2 separate regions of the Mus musculus genome follow, and region 1 is linked to region 2. Evidence: chromatin loops called from intact Hi-C (ENCODE). Cell type or tissue: left cerebral cortex. All regions are shown on one strand.

Region 1 (5,000 bases), 54 kb before region 2:
ATCTCCTTCCTGTGGCTCCGTTTTCTTACAGGCTAGAAGGGGCCTCTAGGTGTGCAGGTCCCGTGGCAGCGAGTCTTCCAGGGAAATGCTGGGGAGCCTGGATGTCTGATGTCTCCACATTGAAGCTTCCCACCTTTAATTTGTTCATGTGCTGACGGAGCATCTGTTAGCTGAAGGCAGTGTTTGAGACATTGGGTCACTTCTGAGAGCAAGGCAGATACTTGCTTTGGACCTCAGGTACTGGGAAACCCCCAACTTCCACCCACCACCCTGCAGGGGTCACAGGCCCCCAAGAGCTTGACAGAGAAGACTGGGAGCTTGGACGAAAGAGCGATTGTGTTCTCCTTCCAGCTCTGCCTCCCTGGGGTGGGAGACCTTAACTCTCTGGGTTTTATGACCCCACCCTTTAGGAATGTATTTAATGTCAGTGTTTTCTCCAAATTCATGTTTCAAACACCAAACCTTCAGTTAGATAGTGTCACATGGCTGTAGTTGTACCAACTTCAGGAGGCCAGCCTGGGCTACATAGTAAGACCCTCCCTCAAAAAGAAAAGGAGGAAGAGGAAGAAGAGGAGGAGGAGGAGGACAGTGACAATGACAAACAGTAGTAGCAGCAGCAGCAGCTGCCACCACCAAACATGGTAACTCACTAGGCAGAGGCATTACGTTAAGGCCAGCCTGATGCACATAGAGTCCTAAGCCAGCCAGGGCTACCTAGTGAGACCCTGACCTAGATAACAAGAACACAAAGCTCTGCCAAACGATAGAACTTGGTGCTACACACCTGGAATCTCAGTGCTCTGGAGGCTAAGTCCAAAGCATCTCTGAAAGTTTAAGGCTAGCCTGGGCTACACAATGAGACCCTGGCAACCCTTAACAAGAGCTCAACCTGCTGTTGTCTTGCTTTGGGGCTTTTCTGCCTCTAGAGCTATGGGGAATAAGCACTGTGTAAGCCATCCAGGCTATTGTGTTGGTGTGAGGTGATGAGGTCCCTGGCTGAGCGAGGGGTCAGGGCGTGTAGTCTCACTGGTCTGGAAGTCCATCCACCTCTCAGGGAAGCTTGCAGGGCCATTTAAGGTTAAACATTACCCTGTACCCATCCCCGCCCGCCACTCCCTCTCCCTTCTGAAGATCAAGCCATAAACACCCCCCTTTCCTCTTCCTCTGGAGATGTGGTCTCCCAGGAGGAGGCGCCCCTGTAGACTGTCCAGTTCTCCTGGAAGCCCCTGGTCTAGGAAGTCAAGGAGTCTAGTTAGAACTGCAGGCTGAAGCAGGGACACTGGGCCCTAGTCTTCTCAATAGGTGTTTTTTGGGGTGACGTCATACCCAAGCTTCCTCCAGATTGTTCCCCTGTGGAGTTCACAGACAGGCTTAATGAGCCCCTCAGGTGCTGCATCCAGCCAGCGCCCTACCCTACCCGATGTCTGGGAGACAAAAATAATTCCAAGAAATGGGTAGCCTAGGTCAACCCATTTCAGCCCCTGCCCCCAGGGCTCTCAGAAGCAAGGTGATAGGGTCCTGCTGGCACGTCCAATCTCATCGACCCAACAGTTTCAATTATGAATATGTCAGCGATCCTAGAATCCAGATCCACTGCAAGTCTCAAAGAGAAGATGCACCAGGCTGGGCAGTGCTTTCTAATAGGGAAGGGCTCTCTTCATCCTGTTCCTCCCCTTCAAACAGCTCTGTGGACTAGGAATGACTTTATCATCCACAGCAAAGGGATCACACACAGAAGGTATGGATGATAAATTTGGTGGGCAGAGCACCAGGGCTCATCTCTTAAGGCTCAAGCTGGCTTCAGGACCAGTTCTAGAGATGGCAAAAGATTCCTGTGTTGCATAACTCTGGTCATTACAGACATCACGACATGGCAGACACTACTAATCAATTGCAGTCTTTTTATTTTTATTTACTTTACTTATTTATTAAGAGACACCGTCTCTTCTAACCCAGGCTAGACCCCAATTCTGTGTAGCCATAAACTGCCTTGTCCTTCTGGTCCTCTTGCCTCCATTTCCCAAGGATTATAGGCATCTGCCACTGTGCCCAGATTTAGCACTTTTTGTTTTTTAAATATAAACTTGGACATAAAGATTCCTTTAAAAGTTTTATTTTGTGGGCTTGAGAGATGACTCAGCGATTAAGAGCACTGGCTATTCTTCCAGAAGATCCAGGTTCAGTTTCTAGCGCCTACATTTTTGCTTATAAATATCTGAAACTCTAGTTCCAGGGGCTCCAGTGCCCTCTTTTGGCCTCTGAGGACACGGGGCATATATGTAGGGCAGAGACATACATGCAAGCAAAACACTGGTATGCATAAATTAAATTTAAAAAGTTTAAATTCTTCATCATCAGTGGGACAGGGTCTCATCATTTAGCCCTGGTTGTCCTGTAACTTACTCTGTAGACCAGGCTGGCCTTTAACTCAGATACCTGCTGGGCTCTGCCTCTGAGTCCTGAGATTTGGAGGTTCGTGCAGTCACGAGCACTATCACGCCAGCTCTGATTGTTGATTTTTTGCATGAGTCCAACATCGGTCTCAGAGAGTTTGGAGTGGTCGTGTTGTCACAGTTCTTTTGTTATGCCTGGGAACTTTTATATTTTGAGAATTTTTAGTTCTTACTATGTAGCCCAGGTTGGCTTCAAACTCATGAATGATTCTCCTGCCTCTGCTTCTCCAGTGCAAGTACCACACCAGGCACACCCAGCCGCAGGCCTGGAAATTTGCTCCACCCTACCCATACCCTTCATAGATAAGGAAACCAAAGTTCAGAGAAGGTGAATCACCTTCTCAAAGCTGCACAGCTCCAGTGTGGACTGTGAACCTGGACTTTCTCAGAGACTATGGGGGCTCCTTCACGCACCCCACCCCAACCCCGCTTTTCCTCTAGGTTCTGTCCCTGGCATCCTGCCAGCCCTCTCCAGGATACGGTCTTGTTAACTGCTCCCATCTACCCTCCACCATCCTTCTTCTAGAGAAGGGGCCTAACCGGAAGGCTGCTCTTGTTAGGAAGTTCCACCCACGTGAGTGAGCGTGAGCGAGCAAGAGCCAGGGATTCTGGGCAGCCCATGGTTTTAGGAGAAACTGAAACTGGGTGTGCTAGGGGCGGAGTGGCCACTGGGGATTTAAAGAGCCACCACTTCCTTGGGCCTCCATAGGTCACTGGGAGGGGACAGCTGCTGAGGGGACATCCAGGACCAGACTGAACCTCTTTTCCCCTTGCCTAAGCCATGCAACTCTGTGGGAGTAGCGAGCTGCTGACTGAGACAGTGAGTACAGGGGACTAGGAAAGAAACGCTATGGAGAGAGACAAGGAAGGCTGCAGTAAGGTCACCATGATCTGTGTGACCTGGGAACTGGGCTGCACACTCCCATCTCACGGTTTAGTTCCTCCTGGGCACTGGAATGACTTCCTGGCGCTCACACTGCAGACCAGTCTCCAGCTTTGAACTTGGACCCTGCATGCGTGCGTACTGCTTCCTCGCAATCCATTTGCTCTCACCTTGCAGCGTTTCCCAGATCCTTCCCTTCTCTCTCTAGTCTCCCAAATCACAGCTGCCTTCTTTCCTCGCTGACTCTGTCTTTCTCCAGCCTCTATTCTGGTCTGAAGTTTGCCCTGAGGAGGATATAGCCACAATCCAAGGGACATGCAGAGTCCTCAGCCAGAGTGGCTGGAGTCTTGCCTGAGGTGGAGTGACAGAGACAGGGTCCCGCTCTAGGCATTTGACTTCAAGTTCCATTTAAGTTTTGTGGTCCCCGGGGTTGGAGGGCTCAGAGCTCTCAGGAGCAGTCCTCTCTGCCCAATGGAATCTCCATCAGTTCTAGGCAGCCGCCCCACTGCCCTGTGAGTGAGCATGGAGTCTTGTAGATCTCTTCTGTGCCAGGTAGGTGACATTCCTGCTTTGAGGAAAGATCTCGTGTATCCCAGGCTGGCTTCAAACTCACTATGTAGCCAAGTCTGGCCTGAACTAATCCTTCCATTACATCTTGCCATTTTGCCTAATTTTATTTGTTTGTTTTGTCTCCTCTTCCTACTCCTCCTTTTTCTTCTTCTTTTTCCCACTTCTGTGCCCTTCTAGTTTTGTGCCTGGTGCATAGTAGATGTTTAATAAATGTTTGTTGAAGGGATGGGGAGATAGCATAGTCAGTGAAGTACTTGTCTCGGAAGCCTAAAGACCTGAGCTTGGTCCCTAGCATCCATAAAGCACCTGGTTAGGTGGCAAGCACCTGTAAGCCCAGCCCTGGGAGAGGGGCGCTTGCTGACCAGGCAGCCCAGTCTTACTGGTGAGTCCCAGACCAGTGAGAGACTATATCTCACAAACAAACAACAAACAAACAAACAAACTAGGTGGGGGCCAGTTAGGAATGCTCACTGCTCTTGGAGAGGACCCGAGATTGGTTCCCAACACCTTCACGGGGCAGCTCACAACCAAATCACCTGTAACTCCAGCTCCAGGGGACTTAACACCTGCTTCTGGTTTCCAAGGGTACAGACACTCACATGCATACACAGGTCACCACATATACACACAACTTAAATTAAAAGAAGGCAGATGGCTTCTGAACATGAATGATACTTAAGGCTGTCCTCCTACAGTGTACACACACACACACACACACACACACACACACACACACACACAGAGGAAATTAAATGTTGTTTCAGTAAGTGAGTGCCAGCCCCTTTAGACTGAGTTGAGGACAGGCACATGGGATCATATCAGACCCTGACCCTGCTGCCTTTGTGGGGTTGTGGGCTGGAAGATCATAGGAATGGCAGCTCACTCTGGGGTGTCTACTCTCACCTTCTTTCCTTCACTGTCTGTGGACAGTTGGGAAAATACCATGTGCCTCTGTTCTACCATTGAGATTATTGCACTCAGAAGAAGCCAATGCTGACTTTTGAGAATGTGTGTTTGAGGTTGCTATGGTCTGGGTTCAAATCCCACCCTCCCTACTTATTAAGTAAGCTGTAAGCTAGACACGGGGTAGGGCT
Region 2 (5,000 bases):
GCTGAGATACTCATTTGGGCTCCATTTGCTTGAAAGTGGTGATGCTGCCACAGCAGTGGCATTCTCTGGGCTTTCCTCCTCCCCTTCAGGGCCAAGATGGAGACTTCTAGTGAAGCTTCCAGCAACAAGAAGCCTCTGAAGGAGAGCAAGAGGGTAAGCATCAAGATGGGAGCTTTGAGGCTCTGAGGGCCCCTTCTCTGTTACAGGCTGGGCTCCTGTTACCCGCTCTGCTTGGTCCTTGCTGCACACTGAACTCATTCTTGGGTTTCATTCTCTGCAGAATGACATTCAACTATTCTGCACTTGTCACTGTCCCCAAAGTAGTTGGATAATGAACACACGCGTGGATCTTTTCATGTTGACAGTCTTTTCAACTTAACTGCTCGTGTTTTATAATTTAAAAATAGGTCTGAATTGAATGGGTGTGAGATCCGAAGTAGAATCTTCACTGTAGAAAAGTTTTTGCCTTAATCTACATTGGCGTTTGATCTGGGCATGTCTGGTTTTAGCAGGTGAGGGGGCCATGTATCAACACTAGACGTAGGTGGGGAGTGGAGGTGCACACCTGTAACTCTAGCACTCTGGCCATGGCAGCAAGATGGCTAGAGTGTGAGGCCTGCCTAACTACACTGTAGGTTTCAGGTCAGCAGGGCTGTGGAGTGAGACTGGGGGTGGGGGTGGGGCTGTGAAGTGATGTCTTCAGGACCCAACGGTCAGTGTATTCATAACCTCACAGCAGCCAAGCTGAGCCAAGTTAAACCCAGACAAGATCTAGGCAGTTATCACCCCTTCATGGAAGGGGAAGGGCACTCAAGCTCAACCCCTAACTAAGGTGCTGGCAGATCATGAACTGCTTGGGGAAGAGAAGTCATTTTGTGCCAGGGTGTAGCCACTGGTAAGCTGCCATGGCCTAGTGAATAACCCTACACACATACACATGCAGGTAACTCTATGTTGTGGGTCCAAAAAGCGGGGGGGGGGGGGGGGGAAGGAAGTGATCCAGTGTAGTATTTACACGGATAGAATGCTGAAAGGTATATTTTTAAATTACTTTGTAGAAGAATTCAGGAAGCTGGTCACCATGGTGGCACATGCTTTTATCTCGGCATTTAGGAGTCAGAGGCAGGATCTGAGCTTTCTGATTTATGGTCAGCCTGTGCTCTATAGAGTCCCAAGGCCAGCCAGGGCCTCACAGTAAGACCTTGTCTCTAAAATAAACAGAGGGTTGAGAGATGGCTCAGCAGTTAGGAGCATTCGCTGCTCTTGCAGAAGACCTGAGTTCAGTTTCCAGTATCCATGTTGGGCAGCACACAACTGCCTGTAACTCCAGCTCCAGAGGGTCCAATACCCTATTCTGGACTCTGTGAGCACCTGCGTGCACACACACACACAGACACACACACACACACACACACACACACACACACACACACATACACACACACGAGTGAGATGGCTCATTTGTCAAAGGAACCTACTGCCAAGCCTGATGACGTGGCTTCCATCCCCAGCACCCACAATGTGGAAAAAAAGATCTGACCAACCTGAGAGATTCAGACTTCTATGCATATGCCATGACAGAAGCACACCCTCATGTAGGCAATTTTTTGTAGCCTACTTTAATAAGGGTTCAACCTTCCCTCTAGCCCAGCACCCACCAGAGGTAGTGGGAAAGAAAGGTTATTAGGATATAGGGAAAGGAAGTGCACTTGTTTAGAAATAGTTCTTTAGGGTGATTCCAATCTTTGTTGTTCTCAGTCCAGTCCACTAGCAAACACCAAACACTAATCAGCAGCTTCAGTCCAGTCCACTCAGCAGACACCACACATGAATCTGCAAGGGCAGTTCAGTCCAGAAGAAACGTCGAGACTGGCCAATCGGCCCAAGTCCATGGAAGTGGCAAGAAGCTGCAGGAACCTCAGGAGAAGTTCTTTGATAAGTTTCTCTCTATGAAGTCACCACAGGCAAAGCTCAGCAATGCAGTGTCAGGCGAATCAAGGCATGCATGTCGTCAGTGAAGACTAGGGGCGAAGCAGAGTGAGCAGTGCTTGAGCTCCCGCTGTCTGTGGGGTCAGATTTACGCCCTTTCTAAATATCAGGTGTCCTTTCAGGTGTCTGCTTCAGCAGAGCATCATTATAACCTAACTGAGTCTCCAAAGAAACCAGACATTTCCACTTTACCCTCATGCACCTCACATTCCGACATCCACATAAATATGTAGTTAATCCCGGGCATGATTGCCTGTGCCCTTAATTCTAACACTTGGGAGGCAGAGGCAGGCAGATCACTGTCAGTTCAAGGCCCGACAGAGCTACATAGACTCTGCCCCTATTGCCTGAAATTTAAAAAGTAGCTAAAAGGTTGAAGAGATGGGTCAGTGGTTAAGATCATTACTGCTCTCCAGCAGTTCTGAACATTAAGGGCAGGCAGCTCACAGCTGCCAGTAACACCAGCTCCAGAGAGCTTCCCTGCCCACAGAGACCTCTGTCTCCTGTGGGTACTGCTCACACACATGCACACACACTCCACACACACACACACACACACACACACACACACACACACACACACATGTAATTCAAAGTAAAATAAATTCTTTAAGTTATAAAAAAAGAGAGAGAGAGAGAGAGAGAGAAAACTAACAAAGCCTCCAAAACAGGGCCAGGCTGTCACAGCGATGTGACTTTACTTGATTTATTTGATGGTTTGTTTCTTCATTTAAATGTTCACATACTGGCCACATCTCCATTTTAAGTGCTGATAGTTGTCTTCAAAGTGACACATTTTAGCCAGGCAATGGTGGTGCATGACTTTAATCCCAGCACTCAGTGGGCAGAGCTACATAGAGAAACTCTGTCTCAGCCCCATCTCCCCCCACCAAAAGAAAGTGGCAAACATTATTTCCTCCCCCTTTTAAATATCTTGTAACTATTATATGTGCCTTATAGATATTTTTAAATTTTTTTCTTTGTGTCTCCAAAGTAGTTCTGATCCTAAGTTCCAGGTACTAACAGCTCCCACCTTGGACTTCCCAGGACCCACAACATAGTCAGTGAAGAAGCAAAGAAGTACCGTATGCATTTGTGTTTAGTATGTGCCAAGTACTCAGGCTGTCGAGCCTCTAAAGCCCCCAGGAATGTCAGGCCAGGCAATCAGATAGCTGTGTGCCTCCAGGAAGCACAGGCTACCTAGAAAACATAAAGAGGTCATGAGGGGAAAGTCCCCTGGGAAAGCTGAGGCCCTTGAAGAGCCCAGGCCAAGAGAGAAGAATTCAACACTTTTTATGCCTGGAGGCCAATGCATCAGGAACTCAGTGCTGGGAATTGTTATTGGACAGATTAGCAGGGACTAGACAGTGATCGGCCTTAAGTCCACCAGGATCTCGGGAATGACCTAAAACCTTCTGGAGTAAAGTGCTAAAACAACCTCACTTCTAATCTTTTGTCACATGGTTAAGGCATGTTGTGTGCCTGGACACCCAACACACATGTAAAACCTGACTGCTTATTTCCAGGAGTTTATCAAGCACTTGACTGTGCCCTTGGGAATATAGACTTCTGCCTCTGAGAACAGGGTTAGAAGATGGAGTTTTGTGTCAGCCCCACAGCACACCGAGTATTTTTGAGCCAGGAGCTGTTTCCTCTACACTCTCAGCCTCTGGAAGTCAAGAAGAGAACTGAGAAAGTACAAGAGGGGTACATGAAGCTCTGGAGAACAAAGTGCTCTACAAGCAAGATAATTGCTACAAAGGAGCATTCCCCTCGCACTACCCTCCGTACCTTCCTATTCTTAGTTTGACACATCATCTCCTGCAAGAACAGTACCCGCAGCTTCTTACTCAACACAATTACCTTTTCATCTCAGCTCTGGGCTGAGGAAAGCTGAGCAAAGGAGCATGTTTATTGATTTTCACTCGACGCCCAGAGACAGCCTCCATCACAGACCCTGTTCCTGCAAAGGATTTCTCCTAAATTAATGTAACCACAGTGACTCTCAGTGCAAGCCACTTGAGCTGGAAGAATTGAATCTGTTCCTATGGCTCCGTGCTTGGCATCCTCCCACCCCTTTGAAGAAAGTTTGGGTTATAGGAGCACATACAGCCAGGGAGGACCGTGCATGTCTGAACACATTGAAAAGCTTTAGCAGGGAACGTGTGAGAAGAATGCAGTACCTGTCTCCTGAGCTCTGTTTGGGGAAGAATAGGAAGGGAGACCCTTTTCTTTTTTGTTCTTTCGGATCCCAGACCTAAAGAGCCAGACTACGAAAGGGTCACAAAGATAGTAGAGAACAGATAAATGACCCGATGTGGACCAGACTACTCAGTGTATTCTCACCTCTGCTCCACTTTTAAGCAGGTCTGATTCTGAACTGTCAGTGGCTTTCAAGGTGTGACAGCCTGATGGCCCTCCTCAGTGGCAGCACAGTCTTCCTCAGCTGTCTCTCCTCTCTGTAGTTTGTGCCTGTACACTAAGCTACCCTTTTTTGTGAGAGGAGTTGCCTTGTTTCTGGGATGGCCTTTGCCATCTGACCACTTATACCCAGCCCTCATAAATGCTGGACTCTTCAGTGTTCCCTGCAGCGAGATGTAAGTCCAGAATCAGAGTTTCATTAAGTCTCTAAGAATTACCCTTTCAGCCGGGCGTGGTGGCGCACGCCTTTAATCCCGCACTCGGGAGGCAGAGGCAGGCGGATTTCTGAGTTCCAGGCTAACCTGGTCTACAAAGTGAGTTCCAGGACAGCCGGGGCTATACAGAGAAACCCTGTCTCAAAAACAACAAAACAAAACAAAACAAAACAAAAACAAAAAAAGGAAAAAAAAAAAGAAACCCTGTCTCAAAAAAACAAACAAACAAACAAAAAAACAAAAACAAAAAAGAATTACCCTTTCAAAAAATTAGAGCTAGGCCCTTGCTGTCTAGGAGGGTAAGAAAGGCTTTCTTCCTCCTGTAGCTCTCTCTCATCTGTAGGAACAGGACCCTGGGCATGCCATAGATACCAA

Evidence for each region. Hi-C counts contacts between places; a loop is a spot of excess contacts. Peaks named below come from ENCODE experiments on the same cell type or tissue, not always from the same donor. Only the 100,000 strongest peaks of a DNase experiment are listed, where the experiment ranks them.
Region 1: a loop joins it to region 2, with 2.0 times the contacts of the local background. A loop is called at or near these places in 6 of 42 quality-filtered maps.

The regions. Positions count from the first base shown.
Region 1 is chr19:6,161,281-6,166,280 of GRCm38, forward strand. Batf2 (basic leucine zipper transcription factor, ATF-like 2) reads left to right here and starts at 3,159. Exons shown (of 3, transcript NM_028967.2): 1 at 3,159-3,273. The coding sequence starts at 3,235. In left cerebral cortex, no CTCF peak of the experiment used is centred here; a DNase peak (open chromatin) is centred at 3,027.
Region 2 is chr19:6,215,057-6,220,056 of GRCm38, forward strand. Majin (membrane anchored junction protein) reads left to right here. Exons shown (of 11, transcript NM_001165919.2): 8 at 90-153. Among named protein-coding and RNA genes, the nearest start is that of Gpha2, 8.8 kb to the right of the region's middle. In left cerebral cortex, no CTCF peak of the experiment used is centred here; no DNase peak of the experiment used is centred here.